2 separate regions of the Homo sapiens genome follow, and region 2 is linked to region 1. Evidence: read pairs that join two places in POLR2A ChIA-PET (ENCODE). Cell type or tissue: A673. All regions are shown on one strand. Each heading gives the region's core, and the rest is flanking DNA. Links, peaks and the distances in the headings are about the cores only.

Region 1 (8,541 bases), core at 388-8,387:
AGTGCTGGGATCACAGGTGTGAAGCACCATGCCCTGCCTGTTATTATTATTTTTTAAATTAAAAGTTAGATTGAACAGAAAATTGCCTTTTCTGAGACATTTCATCTGACAGGGTCTATGTTTGAGCTCACATCTTATCAAGATAATCAGAATGCCCCATGGTGTCTGGACTGCATCTCTGACCCAGTTAGTGTTCTTTCTAGCGTCTTCTGTGTTACAGACTGGTTTGGAAGAGCTCAAGTTCCCAAAATGCTCCTGTGGCCCTCAGACCTTCCTTCCCTGGGGGACCAGCCCCTAGAAACCTGCAGACTCCATCCCTGGGGTGGCAGCGAGTCACCCTGGGAGAACCTGCATCGGATTTCACCGCTGACAAATTGACCAAAGTGGGTCTGTGTGCACCTTTGCAGGCCCCTCTGATAGCCCTGATCTCTGCACTACCTCTATGAAGACAGCATTGTCTCCCCTCCATTGTCACACATGGAGACCGGGCGGGGTGGGTGGAGGAAGATCTGGACGCTCAGGTCCTTGGCCACCTGCCCTGCCGCATGCCAGGGTGTGATGATCCAGGATTGGAGAATGCCTGCCTTGTCTTGCCAGAGACTGCTTCACCGCTCTCTCGCTCACACATTTGCTCGGAAGATGCCTGCGTCTGTGAGGGCTGGTGAAGACCTGGAACAGCCTTTGAAGGTATCCAGCCAACTGAATTTAATTAAACTGCAGTTCCAGAAGCCAGCAGCATTTTCTTAAGAAAGCAATACAACTTCTAAAAGTCCCCCGATGCTCCCGTGCCGCCCATTTCCTGTGCTTCAGACTACGTCATAAAACTGTCCATGGGGCAGTTTCCTTTGATGATGGATCCAGTTGACAAGTTTTTTTTTTTTTTAGCAAGCATCACAGCCTCTTCTTTCTTAAGTGAGGAATGCCACATTTGTTCTTGCTTCCCCAAGCTGAAGTTATGGGACCTTGATCTTTTCTATGTGGTTTCTTGGATGGCTCATCTTGGAGAGTCACGCTTTCACCAGCCCGAGATCAGGGTAGCATCACAGCAGGAGCCAAATGTTGATTGCATTACTGCACTAAGTAAGATAAAGTGGTGGCCGAGGAATACTTCTGCTTCCAAACATGCCTTTCAGTCATTCAGTCTGCAATTATTGAACCCTTAATACGTGCTAGGGGCTAGGGATAGAATGGTGAACAGGACACCGTAGCTACAATCTTTACCATGTTTTCTATGATCAAGGGAGAGATAGATAATAAATACATAAGCAAATTAAGACATAAAACAGTTACAGATTGTTATACGTGCTAAAAAGAAACAGATGGCTAGAGAATAGTGGAGGGATATTCTTAGATAAAGTCAAAGAAGATCTCTCTGAGAAAGTGACATTCAAGATGAGAGCTGAAGGATGAGACGGAGCCAGCCCTGGGAACAGCCAGGGCTAGAATCTTCCAAGGCAGGAGGAACAGCAAGTGCAAAGGCCCTGGGGAGGGGAAAGCTTGGCAAGCGCTAGGAACTGACAGAAGGTCAGGGTTGCTGGAGTGTAATGAACAAGAAAGGCAGTGGCAAGAGAGAGGAGAGACAGAGAGGCATGGAGGGGTCCCTGCTGAGCCACAGAGATCGCTATGAAGAGTGTGGATTTTGGCCAGGTGCGGTGGCTCATGCCTGTAATCCCAGCGCTTTGGGAGGCCGAGGTGGACAGATCACTTGAGGTCAGGAGTTCGAGACCATCCTGGCCAACTTGGTGAAACCCCGTCTCTAGTATAAATCAAAAAATTAGCTTGGCGCGGTGGTGGTGACCTGTAATCCCAGGTACTTGGGAGGCTGAGGCAGGAGAATTGCTTGAACCTGGGAGGCAGACGTGGCAGGGAGCCGAGATGCCACTGTACTCCAGCCTGGGCAACAGAGTGAAACTCCATCTCAAAATAAATAAATAAATAAATAAGAGTGTGGATTTTACTCTAGGTCGGGGGGAAGGGGAACTGAAATTCACATAGGAACCACCTATGAATCACCTCCACCTATGAAGCTGTGGAATGAATAAATGATTTAGAAATAGTCTTCCATTTGCAAGCTTAGGCATCCAAGTCTTCGGCAATTGCATCCCTCTCTGATCCCCCTCCAGGACTCCTTACCTCTGTCACCCCGTGGGGCTTTTTGCATATATGCCTGTAAATGGTTATCAGAAGACCCTGGCTGAGGTCCTCTAGAGCTGCTGCACTGCCTAACTCCAGGGCGGTAGCAGTGGTCTCACTGTGTTCTCTGTCAGTGACACTCTTTGGCATGCAACATAGACTTGGATGAAATGGTGCTTCCTAGACCTGTGCAATTGGGGGTCCTGGCCTGCCTCTGATGCTCACTAATACATGACCTGAGCAAGTTGCGAGCTGCCTCTGGGTCTCTGTTTTATGGTGTATGAAAAGAGACCCTGCCACACCTACCTCCCAGGGTTGTTGAGCACTTCCAAAGAAGAATATCTCACTGCGGCCCTCGGATGTGCTTCAGGCATCAGCAGACACCCTGACATTTCATTAAAAAAGTGAGAGGTGTGTATGTGTGTGTGTGTTTGCTATGCAAGTGCATTTTCTACAAAAGAGAGGATCCAGGCCAGGTGTGGGGGCTCACGCATGTAATTCTAACACTTTGGGAGGCTGAGGCAGGAGGATCACTTGAGCCTAGGAGTTCAAGGCTAGCAGTCAGCCAAGGTGGCACCACTGCACTCCAGCCTGGGTGACAGAGCAGGACTCTGATTTTGTTTGCAGGGAGAAGAAGGTGCAAGAGAGGGGGAGGTGGGGGAGAGAGAGAGAGACAGAGAGAGAATCCAAGACTGTCTCCTCAGTTTCTCAAAGAGATCCATGATCCACCCAAGCTGAAAAGGTATTAAACACCTGGTAGTTGGAACTGCCTTGGCTCTTGAAGTTGCTCTCTTGCTCTGAAATCTGGTTCAACATTTGCATGTAGATGTTTTGTTTCCTCTCCGAAGTCTGTAAGCCGCTTTGCTTGGTGGGAGGGGGCTGCCTGCATTGGCATTGACTCTTGCCTCCCCACGTCACACCATGCTGACGCCTGGCTCCCATAAACCTGCCAAGCAGCAATCTGTCAGCCCAGGGCCAAGTCCTCCCCACTGTCCAAATTGGAGGACCCCAAGGCCCTTCCTGCTGCACCAATGGCCAAGAGTGGATGGAATGAGCGAAATCATTGTGTACTATCAGTGAGCTGGCGATTGCCTTACTCCTGCAAGGTAATAAGATGCCTTAACCCAGTTAAGAAGCTTCTGCAGGTTACCCCCAAGGAGCCATCGCTAATGCTGGAGATTGCTGGCACCATGGTAGGCCAAGGAGGAAGATGTTTCTGTTTTCAGGGAGAAGAAGATGCAAGTGCTTTTAACCTCCTCCCACCCACGCAAGGTTGACCCTGAATGGTTTATGTGTCTGTGTTACACACACATCCAGCATAGCACCCAGCACATTACAGGCACTTAACAAAAGTAGTAAATAAATAATGGTCCTTTCCAGCTCATATGCCCACCACACCCTCCAGAGATTGTAATGCAGTACACTCACCTCTCATCTAGCCGAATCTTAACTGCTTCCCCCACCTCTTCCTGACAAGTAATAAAGTTAATAATACCTTGTGTGGCTGTTGTATCTTTCTTCGCAAGAACTCCAAACACTTGGCTTCATCCTCATTTCTGAATTAGATTGAAAAGGGCTGGGGGTAAGAGGAAATCCTACTGACCCACACCCACTCCCACCTAATCGATGTTATTTCAGGGAAACTGAGGCCTAGTTAGGACAGGAAATTCTTCGTCCAGATCTGCAAGTCACAGGCAGGTGGGACTGCGAAAAAAGACCTCCCCTGCCCTATTCCCAGTCCTGAATTTAATCTGTCCTGAAACAATTGAAATCTTTTTTTGGCCCGGAGGCCAGGCAGATCTAATTCTGCTAATGTCTGATAGTCCTGCAGTTCTTGAGGTTTGGGAAAACCCCCTTGCTTGGGAAGCTACCCACGGGAAGAAGAGGTCTCTAACAGTATACAGCCAGAGACTGAGAGCTTACCTGCCACCTGGGACCACAGGGAGTGCAAATGAAGTTCCTGCCACACTCTCCAGGGGATATGAATCAGGGATTCAGGGTGGGCTTGGATCTACATGACAAGCTTTGACTTGCCTACCTTCCTGGGCTTCCAGAACAAAGCCTGTGGTGGTGAAAGGCTATATACAATGAAAGAGAGAGAGAAAAAAAAAAAGCATGCCCTGGGAAACCACCTGGCCTGCTCCTGGTTCCCATTAGCTGACTAACTCAAGGAGAAAGTGAGTTAGGAGTTTTTGGGCCTCTGTTGTTTCATCAATTAAATGGGTTTAATATTAATTGCCCTGTGTGCCCCGAGAGGTGATCAGGAGCATGAAGCAAAATAACAGATGGGAAAGTGCTTTGAAAAAATATCAGGTACTCTATTGAGATAACATTGTCGTGAACTTGGCAATGCAGGCTAGGCTGTCTGAGGATCACCTGCAGAACTTCAAAGCTGAAGGGGAACTCGGGGCTCAGAGGGGCCATCATTTTCTGGAAGAGGCCAGAAGAAGGGAAGTGGGTGTGGCAGGCTGAAAAATATCCCCCCTCACCCCAAAGATATCCCAATCAAATCCCTAGAACCTGTGAATGTTATCTGGATCAAGGGTCTTTGCAGACATGATTAGATCAATTTTCTTGAGATGAGGGGATCTCCCTGGATAACCCAAGTAGGCCCTAAATGCAATCACTCATATCCTTACAAATTAGACATGCAGAGAATGGACACACAGAGAAGCAGGGAAAGCAATGTGAAGACAGATGCAGAGATTGGAGTGATGAGTCCACAAGCCAAGGAACACCCAGAACTACCAAATTGGGAGGGGGCAAATGAGGATCTTCCCCTAGAACCCTCACGTTGGTTTCAGGCTTCTGGGCTCCAGAACTGTCAGCGAATACATGTCTGTTTTTCTAAGCCACCACTTTGTGGAAATTGATTACAGCAGCATTTGGAAACTGACACCATGTGAGGTGTGCAAATTCCCACTCTGTGTTGGTAGCAGAGCTGGGCATCCTGGCTCCTCGTCCACCGTGCGTCACGTCGCCGCTCCGCCTGGCATCTGCAGGAGAGGTTAGGAAACACAGTCATCTCCAAAGCTCAGGGACAAGGGAAGATGGCAGTGGCCACTGAACCAGCTGCTTTTGGTAGCATGGGAGGAGAGGCAAAAGGGGACATTGCACATCAAGTGCTGCCTCTCACGAACCAGCCGATGCTGGAACTCACAAACTGTCCCACAGAACAAGCCTGGGATAAAGATCTAGTGTCCTGGGCCGGGCGCCGTGGCTCACACCTGTAATCCCAGCACTCTGGGAGGCTGAGGTGGGCGGATCATGAGGTCAGGAGATCGAAACCATCCTGGCTAACATGGTGAAACCCCGTCTCTACTAAAAATACAAAAAAATTAGCCGGGCATGGTGGCGGGTGCCTGCAGTCCCAGCTACTTGGGAGGCTGAGGCAGGAGAATGGCGTGAACCTGGGAGGCGGAGCTTGCAGTGGGCCGAGATCGCGCCACTGCACTCCAGCCTGGGCGACAGAGCAAGACTCCATCTCAAAAAAAAAAAAAAAAAAAAAAAAGAAATAGTGTCCTCTGCCAAAAGAGGAATAGGTCTCAGCTCCAAATTAGATACCTGGAGGTACAACTCTGTGTTTCCTTCATGCGATGAGCTGGCTCCCACGCTCCTGGGGCCTTCCACTGCAGCGCAGACCTCCCCTGGGAGAGCTGCATGGACACATGTTTTCGGAGAATGGAGACTTGGTGCTGATCTTCTGCGTGTTGTAGAGACGATGGTTTGCTGTCAGTTCCTGCCTGCCATCCAGCAAAAAAGGCTCTGATGGCTGAGTAGCTGATTGTTCTCCAAAAGGCCCATGAGAAAAGCTGCATGTTCAGAACTCCAAAGATTGATTTCTGACCCAGAGTGAATTTTCATGGAGTTATCAGAAACGAGCGCCTTGTGACTTTCAGTTCCCCAGTTAGCCAGCTGCTGATGAGGGAACTCCCTGCTGAATGTCTGGCATCTTCCAGCTTTAGTTCCCAGTTGTATCCTCACACTACAGAGAGAGAGAGAGAGAAACAGCTAGTTCTCTTTTTGTTCTTTTTTTTTTTTTTTTTGAGACAGGGTCTCTCTCTGTCACCCAGGCTGGAGTGCAGTGGCACGTTCTCGGCTCACTGCAACCTCTGCCTCCCAGGCTCAAGCAATTCTCGCTCGTGCCTTTCTGCCTCCAGAGTAGCTGAGATTACAGGTGCTCACCACCTCGCCCGGCTAATTTTTGTATTTTCAGTAGAGACAGGGTTTCACCACATTGGGTGGGCTGGTCTCGAACTCCTGGCCTCAAGTGATCCACCAGCCTTGGCCTCCCAAAGTGCTGGGATTACAGATGTGAGCCACCGCACCTGGCCAAAAAAAAAATTTAGTGTATGTATATTCAGCGTGTCTTTATTTGAATAGGTAATATATGTATATGTGGAAAAATTTCAAGCATTGCAAGAAAGTGTACAGTGAAAATAAATAAGATAAAAAAGAGCATACATCTCCTTCACTGTCTGACTCTAGGCCCCCTGAGTTCCTTCACTAGAAGAAACCACCATCACTTGCCTCTTGGATAAGCTTCCAGAAGAATTTGATGCTATAAAACATGTAATGTAAGTGCATATCCCCTTTTGTTTAACAAATGATAGCATCTTCTACATGCTGTTATGCCTCTTTGTTCTTTCTGTTTGTTAATATCTTTTGGAGACCATTTCAGAGGAGTGCAGAGAGAGCTTTCGTTTGATCTGGGCTGCATAGCATTCCAGCATATAGACGTACCATGATTTATTTAACCTGTTCTATGAGCCACTTTTATAGGGTGCTGTACATTTCCTTGTGACACAAAGGAAAGCCTACACAAGCTTTTGGAATCACACCAGTCAACGATTCAGCTAGGTACTGGAAATAAAACTGAGAACAAATATAAAGTGAGTCGAATGAAATCATGACATAATTGCAACATAATCAGCATTTGCTGAGTACCTAGTGTGGATCAGGGGCTGTCTAGGTGCTATATCATTTAACTTGAATGGCAATCCTGTGGGGAGTAGTTAACACCCATGTTTTGCTACTGAGGCTTGGACAGTTTCAGCAATTCAGCCAAGAACCAAACCTAGCATGCAAGTCCTCTGACCCCAAGTCTGAAACTCTTCCTTGTGTCAGCACGCTGCCTCCTCTAGTGCCTAATCCTTGAGTCTCACTGGGATTTAAACACAGTGTGCTAGGGCTGAAAAATGGGCAGCTCAGTTGTAGACCAGGGTGCTAATGATAACCAATCTCCTCTCCATTACAGCCCTGTCTAGATTCTTCATCCATGCAACATATACTCATTGAGTGCCTCTCATGTGCCTAGCACTGTGCTTATGCATGGGATTGAGATCAACAAGATATGCAAGATTTCTGTCCCTGTGCAATGGGGTTGAATGGTGACCCAATGCCCCCCTCCGCCACTAACTTACATACACATCTGAACACCTGGCACCTGTGAATGTGACCTCTTTTGGAAATAGGGTCTTTGCAATATAATTAAGGATCCTGAGGTGAGATCATTGTATTTGTCTGTTGTGACACTGCTATAAAGAACTGCCCAAGACTGGGTAATTCATAACGAAAAGAGGTTTAATTGACTCACAGTTCTGCGTGGCTGCGGAGGCCTCGGGAAACTTACAATCGTGGTGGAAGGGGAAGCAGGCACGTCTTACATGGCAGCAGGTGAGAGAGAGTACATAAAGGAGGAACTGTCAAACACTTATATAACCATCAGATCTTGTCAGAACTCACTCACTATCACGAGAACAGCATAAGGGAAACCACCCCTATGACCCAATCACCTGCCACCAGGTCCCTCCCTCAACACGTGGGGATTAAGGGGATTATAGTTTAAGATGAGATTTTTGCAGGGACACAGAGCCAAACCATATCAATCACCCTGGATCCCTAAATCCAATGACAAGTGCCTTTTATGAGAAAAAGATAGAGAGAGATTTGACACACCCATGTGAAGATGCAGTCAGGGATTGGAGAGAAGGAGCCACAAGCCAAGGAACATCTTGGGGCCACCAGTGGCTGGAAGAGGCAAGGAAGGATCTTCACCAAGAGCCTTCACAGGGAGCATGACCCAGCTAACTCCTTGACTTTGCACTTCTGGCCCCCAGAACTATGACAAAATAAATGTCTGTTTTTTTAAGCCACCTAGTTTGTGTTCATTTGTCATGGCAGCCTAAGGAAATGAATATACCCTGTAAAGGGATCATTTTTCTTTTCTTTTTTTGAGACAGAGTCTCACTCTGTCACCCAGGCTGGAGTGTGGTGGTGCGATCTCGGCTCACTGTAACCTCTGCCTCCCAGGTTCAAGTGATTCCCATGCCTCAGCCTCCCACGTAGCTGGGATTACAGGCATGTGCCATGACACCTGGCTAGTTTTTGTATTTTTAGTAGAGACAG
Region 2 (8,541 bases), core at 305-8,304, 97 kb before region 1:
CACCATGCCCTGCCTCAGTGTGATTTTAATGAGCATTTCTCTTATGAGTGAGACTGAGGATGTGTTTACATATTTAAGAGCCATTTGTATTTTATTTTGGGTACACTATCTTTTCACACCGTTTTTCTTTGGGCTGTTGGGCTTTTCCTTCAATTTGTCATTCCTTAGAGGAAAATTTTAGCCCTTTGAGTTGAATTGCTAAGGGTGTTATTACTAACCCCTTTTTATAGATGAAGAAATGGAGGCTCAGAGACCTTAAAGAAGCTGCTCAAGGCTACAGGCTGATGCCTGGCAGAGTTGGGATTGAACCATCCTTGATTTTGAATGTCATCCCTGCTATTGTCTCATAGGCTGGCGGATAAGTATGGATCATTTCTGTCAAACCACACAGTAGGGATAACAATGAACCTCTTAGATTGGACCATACTTTTGCAATTTTCCAGTGGCTTTCATTTTTATTATCTTATTTTTACTCTCCTAGGTCTTATTAGCCCATTTTATACATGGGAAACTGAGGCTCAGAGAGATGTAGGGGCCTGGTCACAGTCACATGACTGATAAATGTGAAAACCTAAGGTCAGAATCTGCCACTAGCCCAGCGCTTTTTTCCATATGCTGTCATAGGGAATGTTGAGGTATTTCACGTACCACTTAAAAATTGTTAACAAGGCCAGGCACAGTGGCTCACACCTGTAATCCCAGCATTTTGGGAGGCCAAGGTGGGTGGATTAATTGAGGTCAGGAGTTCAAGACCAGCCTGGCCAACGTGGTGAAACCCCGTCTCTACTAAAAATACAAAAAAAATTAGTCAGGCGTGGTGGCACACAACTGTAATCCCAGCTACTCAGGAGGCTGAGGCAGGAGAACTGCTGGAACCCAGGAGGAGGAGGGTGCAGTGAGCCGAGATCATACCACTGCACTCCAGTCTGGGCAACACGGCAAGACTATATCTGAAAAAAAAAAAAAAAAAAAAATAGCTGGGTGTGATGGGGGCGCCTGTAATCCCAGCTACTTGGGAGGTTGAGGCAGGAGAATCACTTGAACCCAGGAGACGGAGGTTGCAGTGAGCAGAGATCATGCCACTGCACTCTAGCCTGGGCGACAAAGCAAGACTCATCTCAAAAAATAAAATTAGCTGGATGTGATGGTGGGCACCTGTAATTCCAGCTACTTGGGAGGCTGAGGCAGGAGAATTGCTTGAACCCGGGAGACAGAGGTTGCAGTGAGCCGAGATCATGCCACTGTCCTCCAGCCGGGGCAACAGAGCAAGACCCTGTCTCAAAAAAAATTTTTTTTACCCTATCCATGTACACCAATACAATGATTTATTCACTATAATTTTGTAATTAACTCATGTTCTAACAACTTAGCCTCATTCTAATCACTAACAGTGTTAAAATCACAAGTTTGATGTCCTCCTTCTAATGTTCCCTAATTCCATATATCTAAGAAATTCCACGTATTGCCTAAAACCCTCTTCTTGTTTCCCATCAGTGGTACAAGTACTGCACATTTTGTAAGCACTTCATTAAGTTTGTTAGGCCTGATGGAAAATGACAGGCCCTCATAATATGCGTCCTTTATCAAGCACCGATTAAATGCCAGGAGTTTCACTGAATCCTTACAGCAACCCTAAAGGGATGGGTATAGGTCTTCCCAGTTCGTAGAGCAGAAAACAGGGGTTCAGAGAGGTTAGGTGGCTTACCCGAGGTCACACAGCCAGGAACTGGCAGGGTTGGGACTCGCGCTCCAGTCCTGCATCGCCCCAGGTCCCCCCAGCCTGGCACTAAATTTGCTGATTGCAGAGCTAATCGCCAGTTGGTGATTGCCAGCCAGGACTATAACCATCCATGTAAGTAAAGGCATTTAGCTGTTTCACTGCATGCAGAGTTAGGAATTCTCAGGCAGCCCACTGAATGAGGAAAGGGCCTTTCTGTTTCACCTTTCATTGTTTTATCTGCACAACACTTCTGTGAGGTGGGCAAATATAATTAACCCATTTACAAACGAGGAAAGTGGAGAGGTTAGAATGATTCCCTAAAGTCATTCAGTAAGTGAGCGGCACAGCCAAGAATAATAAATAATATTATTTCAGGAGACGCAAACTCAGTGAACCTAAAGGCTTCCTGGTGCTCAGACCATCAGAAGGTGCTTCTGGGCCCTGACCCTTCAAAATCAACACTTCCCCACCACGGCAGAGGTCTAGGTACAACATTTGAAGTCTGGAGTTATTCAAACTGTCCATGTGAGTTCAGACCACCCCCAGGATTTTCTCCCCATTATTATTCTTTTCAGATCATAGCTTGATTAATTTTTCCATCAAGAGAATGGCACTACATATTTTGTAGAGGCAAAAGTAATACAGAATTTGCCTAATGGAATGCTTCCAAGGTTACCGTGAGGATGAATGGACTAGCATTCAAAAAGCACTTCTGAATCCTGGACAGGCTGAAGTGGAGGGCAAGTCTATTGTTATTCATCCTAACAATAGTAATTGATTGCTGGGGAGGGGGGCTTCCCATGATAACCTTTTAATTTTCCTATGAAAAACTGATGGAACAAAAGGTTGCTAGTTCCCGTTGGTGAAAGACAATTCACACCCGCTGGTCTTCAGCCATTCCCTTCAGCCCTTCTCAGCTACATGTTTTCAGATCCTAGTGACCAATATGACTTCCACAACCAGAGTGGAACAACCAGAGTTTCTTTGAACTTCTTTACAGTCTGCAAGCTGCCAGAAGGATCCTATACCTCTGAGACACAGCTGGTTTGATTTTCTTTGAGGGCTCTTCAATATTTTAAAACTGGGAGGGGCCAGGCGTGGTGGCTCATGCCTGTAATTCTGACATTTTGGGAGACTGAGGCGGGAGGATCATTTGAAACCAGGAGTTTGAGACCAGCCTGGGCAACATAGGGAGACCCTGTCTCTATAAAAAATAAAAAATGTAGCCCGGTGTGGTGGTACATACCTATAGTCTCAGTTACTCGGGAGGCTGAGACAGGAGGAGCCCTTGAGCCCAGGAGTTGGAGGCTGCAGTGAGCTATGATAGCGCCACTGCTCTCCAGCCTGGACAACAACAGAGTGAGACCTTGTCTCTAAAACATAAATAAATAAATAAATAAATTAATTAATTAATTAAATTAAAACTTAGAGTGCTGGTTTCTGGAGATGTCCATTTTACAGAGAGGGAAACGGACGGGAGACTTAGGGGCACCTCTTATCCTGGGTCTCCTCACCTTGTTTTCACTGTGTCCCATCTGCCAAAGAAAATATTTGTGTGTCAATCCACCCATGACCTGGTCACTCACTCCCAGGGTGGAAACCTGCCAACCCTGACGATGGTGGCCCCCGAGAGCCACCCTCCCCCGGAGCCTCCGTCTTGGACATGCTTGCTGTTAAAGAGGGTTGGTGACAATCATCTCTTAATTGCAATACCTCCTGTTGGCCTGAATAATAGTTGAAATCTTGTGGGCGCGTTGGCTGGGCATTAGGGGGTGTTTCTGTTGTGCCTCGAGCAAAGGGAGGCTTTATTCACACCAGCATCTGTTCCAGAGAGGTCTGAAAAGCTCAATTAGTCAGCAGAGCATGTTGGAAAAATAAAACCCCGAACTGATGTGTTTGAGGTCATCCCTTGGCTCATTTGAATGTGGGGAGCCAGAACTCCTGACCCTTTACTTCCATTGGCCTCAACTGGTACTTGAAACTCTCTAATCTGAACTCTAATTCTATAAATACCTCCAGTTTTTAAAAATGTATATATATATATATATATATATATTTAGCAAAAAGCTTGAAACCAAGAAACTAGTTAGCCTCTTCTATCTTTGAATTGATTTAATTTCAATTAATAAAGTTGGATTAAGATTGGGGAGCCTAATTCGGATTTGCAGGGGAGAGGGGGCTTACTCTGTGCCCAGCAGAGCCAGGCAGAGTTCTGGCCCCTTTTCTATTTCCTCTGACCAGCAGCTGATTCCTTTGATATCTCATCTTGCATCTTGTCCAAAATAAATGATGGGCGCGATGCAGGTTCCAGTAGCATGGAGAGACCGTCTGCTGGTACCATCTGATTCCTCAGCAGGCAGAGCCACACAGTCCTGGGAGGCAGTGGCCACTGGTGCGGATTTATAGGCTGCAGGTGGGGGATGCTACCTTGCCCTTCACACAGGAAAACAGCCTAGGGAGAGGGCATGCTTTGTACCGCCTCGGGTTCCCGTCCCCAGAACTCATGCCGGGAATTCACCTGGACTGCAGATCCTACAGGAAGCTGCCTGTGTGATGGATTACCACCAACTTGCTGTGTGACCTTGGGCAAGGCACTTTCCCTCTCTGGGCCTAATTTGTCTTACATGTAAACAGAAAGGACATCATCATCATCATCACCATCATCATCATAGTTAATGAGTGCATCCTAGATGATCTCTTAGTATGCTTGCCAAAGAACCTCTGTGGCTGATATTATCATCCTCATTTTACAAACAAGGAGTTGTGACTCAGAGAGGTTAAGTCACTTGCCCGCTTTACAGAGCTAGTAAGTGACATAGCTTCAATTCGGGCTCAGTCCCCCTGACTTCAGATCCTAAGCTTTTAGCCTCCCACATTATAACATCAGGCACTTCTGCACATTCTGTCTGTGAATCCTCAAAGCAACCATATAAGGTCAATGCCATTGTTACCCGCATTTTACAGATGATCAATGGTCTCATAACATTTTTTCCACCTGTGAAGAAAGCTATTATTATTTTTCTTTCTTTCTTTCTCTTTTTTCTTTTGTTTATTTAATTATTTATTTATTTGAGATGAAGTCTTGCTCTGTTGCCCAGGCTGGAGTGCAGTGGCATGATCTCGGCTCACTGCAACCTCTGCCTCCCGAGTTCAAGCAATTCTCCTGCCTCAGCCTCCCAAGTAGCTGGGATAACAGGCACCCACCACCATGCCTGGATAACTTTTATATTTTTAGTAGAGACGGGGTTTCACCATGTTGCCCAGGCTGGTCTTGAACTCCTGACCTCAGGTGGTCCACCCACCTTGGCCTCCCAAAGTGCTGGGATTACAGACATGAGCCACTGTGCCTGGCAAAAGCTATTATTTTTAAGTTCAGGAGAACAGTGACAGGCGTAAGATGAGGAAGGTCAGTGCTCAGCCTTCCTGTTGTCTGAGGGAAAAGGATGGAGCACACGGGATGAAGAGTAGAAGAAAAGCGAAGACGTGACCCTGCAGAGTGCAAACTCCTTGGCCAGGCCCGCAGAGCCCTTTCCAAGCTGCCTCTTGTGCCTCTCCCATATCAGAACGGCCTTTAATTGCTGCAAGCCTAGGCGGTAGGCACTGTTCCCATGAGCGTTTCACAAAGGCAGAGCAGGAGCAGCTAACGAGGTACTCCAGTTTGCAGAGCTCTTATGTGGAGCTGCAGGACTTGAACTTGAGCCTGTCTGAGTCCAAAGCCCTAGCTTTCTATCCCTTTGCCATCTATCCCACCTCCTGGCACTGACCCTGACCTTCTGCTCTGGGCCACTTGGGACCTCCCTGTTCTACAAACACCCGTGCCTTCTGCTGTCCTTGTTTTTCTGTCCAGCACACCCCTTGTCTATTGGTCACATTCCTTTACTGTCATTTGATCAGGGCCAGTTCAGCAATCACTTCTAAAACAGTTTTTCCTATGTATGCCTGTAGTCCTAGCTACTCGGGAGGCTGAGGCGGGAGGATCGCCTGAGCTGAGAAGTTTGAGGCTGCAGTGAGCCGTGATCACAATACTGCACTCCAGTCTAGGCAACAAAGAGAGATCGTATCTCTCTAAAAAAAAAAAGAAAAAAGAAAAAAAAAAGTTTTTCCTAATGCCTCAGGCAGAAGTCACCTCTCCATCTGTGTCTCCAAGCTACAGAAACGACTGTTGGATGACAGTGGTGGCGATCATCATCACCGTTACTATTATAAAATTGTGTGCAGGACGTAGTGCTCAGCGTTAACACAGACCCCATTCGACCCAGTCCCATCAACCCTGTGAAGTGGGCGCTCTGACATCTCCAGCTCACTGATAAGGACACAGTTTCAGAGATGCTAAGTTCCTTTCCAAGGGCCCCTTGGCTAGAAAATGCAGGGCCTGTGCTGCCATCAGCAGGAGGAGGTATGAGGACAGAGGCAAGAGGTTGGAGTGATGCAAGGGAGAAACCAGGAGCCAAAGAATGCTGGCGGCCTCTAGAAGCCGGAAAAGGAAAAGGAGTCCAGGTGTGGTGGCTCAGGCCTGTAATCCCAGCACTTTGGGAGGCTGAGGTAGGCTGATCTCTTGAGGTCAGGGATTCGAGACCAGCCTAGCCAATATGGTGAAACCCTGCCTCAACTAAAAAAAAAAAAAAAGTACAAAAATTATCCAAGCATGGTGGCACATGCTTGTAGTCCCAGCTACTCGGGAGGCTGAGGCACAAGAATTGCTTGAACCCGGGAGGCAGAGGTTGCAGTGACAGAAGGAGTCTCTGTCTCAAAAAAAAAAGAAAAAAAAGGGGGGGAAAGAAAAGGGGTCATCACTGTGTCACCTTCCCCCAGGCCTGGTGTACAGAAAGACTCAGCCTGTGCTTGTTCAGTGGGCACTCATAGGCTGGGCGTTATCGATGTGCATACAGGACTATGAAAAGATTTCATGACTGGGGGAGGTGGCTCACACCTGTAATCTCAGCATTTTGAGGGGCCGAGGTGGGCAGATCACTTGAGGCCAGGAGTTCGAGACCAGCCTGGTCAACATGGTGAAGCCCCATCTCTACTAAAAACAGAGTGGGTGTGGTGACGCGCCTGTAATCTCAGCTACTTGGGAGGCTGAGGCAGGAGAATCACTTGAACCCAGGAGGCAGAGGCTGCAGTAAGCAGAGATCGCGCCACTGCACTCCAGCCTGGGCAAAAGAGCAAGGCTCTGTCTCAAAAATATATATGTATATATTTCCGTTGTCGGGCATGGTGGCTCATGCCTGTAATCCCAGCACTTCGGGAGGCTGAGGTGGGAGGATGGCTTGAGCCCAGGAATTCGAGGTGGCAGTGAATTATGATCACACCACTGTACCCCACCCTGGTCAACAGAGCAAGAGCCCATCTAAAAAAAAAAAAAAAAGGATATCAAGCTCCCGTCCTGGAATGTGAGCTTGTAACCCAGAATCTCCCAGCTCTCAGCCTGGCTTTTCTGACCATCCCTCCAGGTCAGCAGGACTGTCACCCAAGCTCATGCTATATACATCCTATTCCAATGAATGTGGTTCTTTTCTGTCTGGATTATTGTTTCCAATTATTTGTCCATCTCTATGGAAACATTTCTTAAAAATACTGTACATGAACTTGAATTTTTGACCGGCAAGGTCTCTGGAACAGGTCTGTGAGCATGGAGCCGGTTTACACCGAGGGAGGAGGCACCACCCTCCCATCCACCCCTCGGTGACAGACTAAGCAGTGGAAACACATAGCCTCTGGGTGGGGCAGGAAGCCTGAGCTCTGGCCCCAGGCCCACCCTTAACACTCTCTGTGACCTTGGACGAGTCATTTCACACCACCTCCGTGTACTTCCACTTTACTTCCTTACTTGATTTTTGTTTTTCTATAGAGACCGGATCTTGCTATGTTGTCCAGGCTGGTCTCGAATTCCTATACTCACCTAGTCCTCCTGCCTCGACCTCCCAAAGTGCTGGGATTACAGGCATGAGGCACCATGCCCAGCCTACTTCCTTACTTGTAAAGTGAAAGGTTGATCCAAATAATCTCGAATGTTCTTTTCTGCTCAAAATTTGATCTTCTCTACACTCTCCTAGTCAGGAATGTTGTTGCTCTGCCTCCTGAGTGGCCGTGCTGTGCAGCATCTTTTTGCACCCTCTAAGGCTTGAAGAGCTATGAGCAGTTTTTTGAACATAGAATAATAATAACAATAATAATACCAATGAACACTTTCCATCTGATACTCCTCTGCCAAGCACTTTGCCTGTCTTATTTCATTTAATCCTCACTGCCCCAGGGGTAAGCCTTCCCCCTCTACATTCCAGAAAGTCTTTTTCACAGAAGACCTTTGCTTAGAAGGTCTGCCTTTGTTTAACGGAAGACAAACCTTAGTTCTCTTCTTTTTATTTTTTAAATTTTGAGACGAAGTCTCGCTCTGTTGTGCCAGCTGGAGTGTAGTGGCGCCATCTCGGCTCACTGCCACCTCCACCTCTGGGATTCAAGTGATTCTCCTGCCCCAGCCTCCCGAGTAGCTGGGATTACACGTGTGCGCCACCATGCCCAGCTAATTTTTGTATTTTCAGTAGAGACGGGGTTTCTCCACGTTGGCCAGGCTGGTCTTGAACTCCTGAGCTCAAGTGATCCGCCTACCTTGGCCTCCCAAAGTGCTGGGATTACAGGCAGGAGCCACCACGTCCGGCCTTAGGTCTCTTCTTGAGCTGACCCGCTTGGTAGTCTGAGTAGTTTCTGGAGGAGTATCTGGAATGTTCTCCTAGCTTCTTAGAATAGAATCATCCTGGCCGGGTACAGTGACTCACACCTATAATCCCAGCACTTTGGGAGGCCAAGGTAGGTGGATCACC

Evidence for each region. ChIA-PET counts read pairs that join two places held together with the same protein. Peaks named below come from ENCODE experiments on the same cell type or tissue, not always from the same donor. Only the 100,000 strongest peaks of a DNase experiment are listed, where the experiment ranks them.
Region 2: POLR2A ChIA-PET joins it to region 1 with 12 read pairs; 3 of 35 experiments call an interaction of 5 or more read pairs at or near these places.

What each region holds. Positions count from the first base shown.
Region 1 is chr12:116,513,406-116,521,946 of GRCh38, reverse strand. LINC02457 (long intergenic non-protein coding RNA 2457) reads right to left here and starts at 6,118. Exons shown (of 3, transcript XR_001749339.3): 1 at 5,698-6,118; 2 at 4,057-5,129; 3 at 33-3,689. RefSeq lists enhancers at 2,577-3,077, 3,078-3,578. In A673, for the core only: no CTCF peak of the experiment used is centred there; a DNase peak (open chromatin) is centred at 806; H3K27ac peaks cover 399 bases.
Region 2 is chr12:116,610,244-116,618,784 of GRCh38, reverse strand. No RefSeq gene overlaps it. Among named protein-coding and RNA genes, the nearest start is that of LINC03088, 47 kb to the left of the region's middle. In A673, for the core only: no CTCF peak of the experiment used is centred there; no DNase peak of the experiment used is centred there.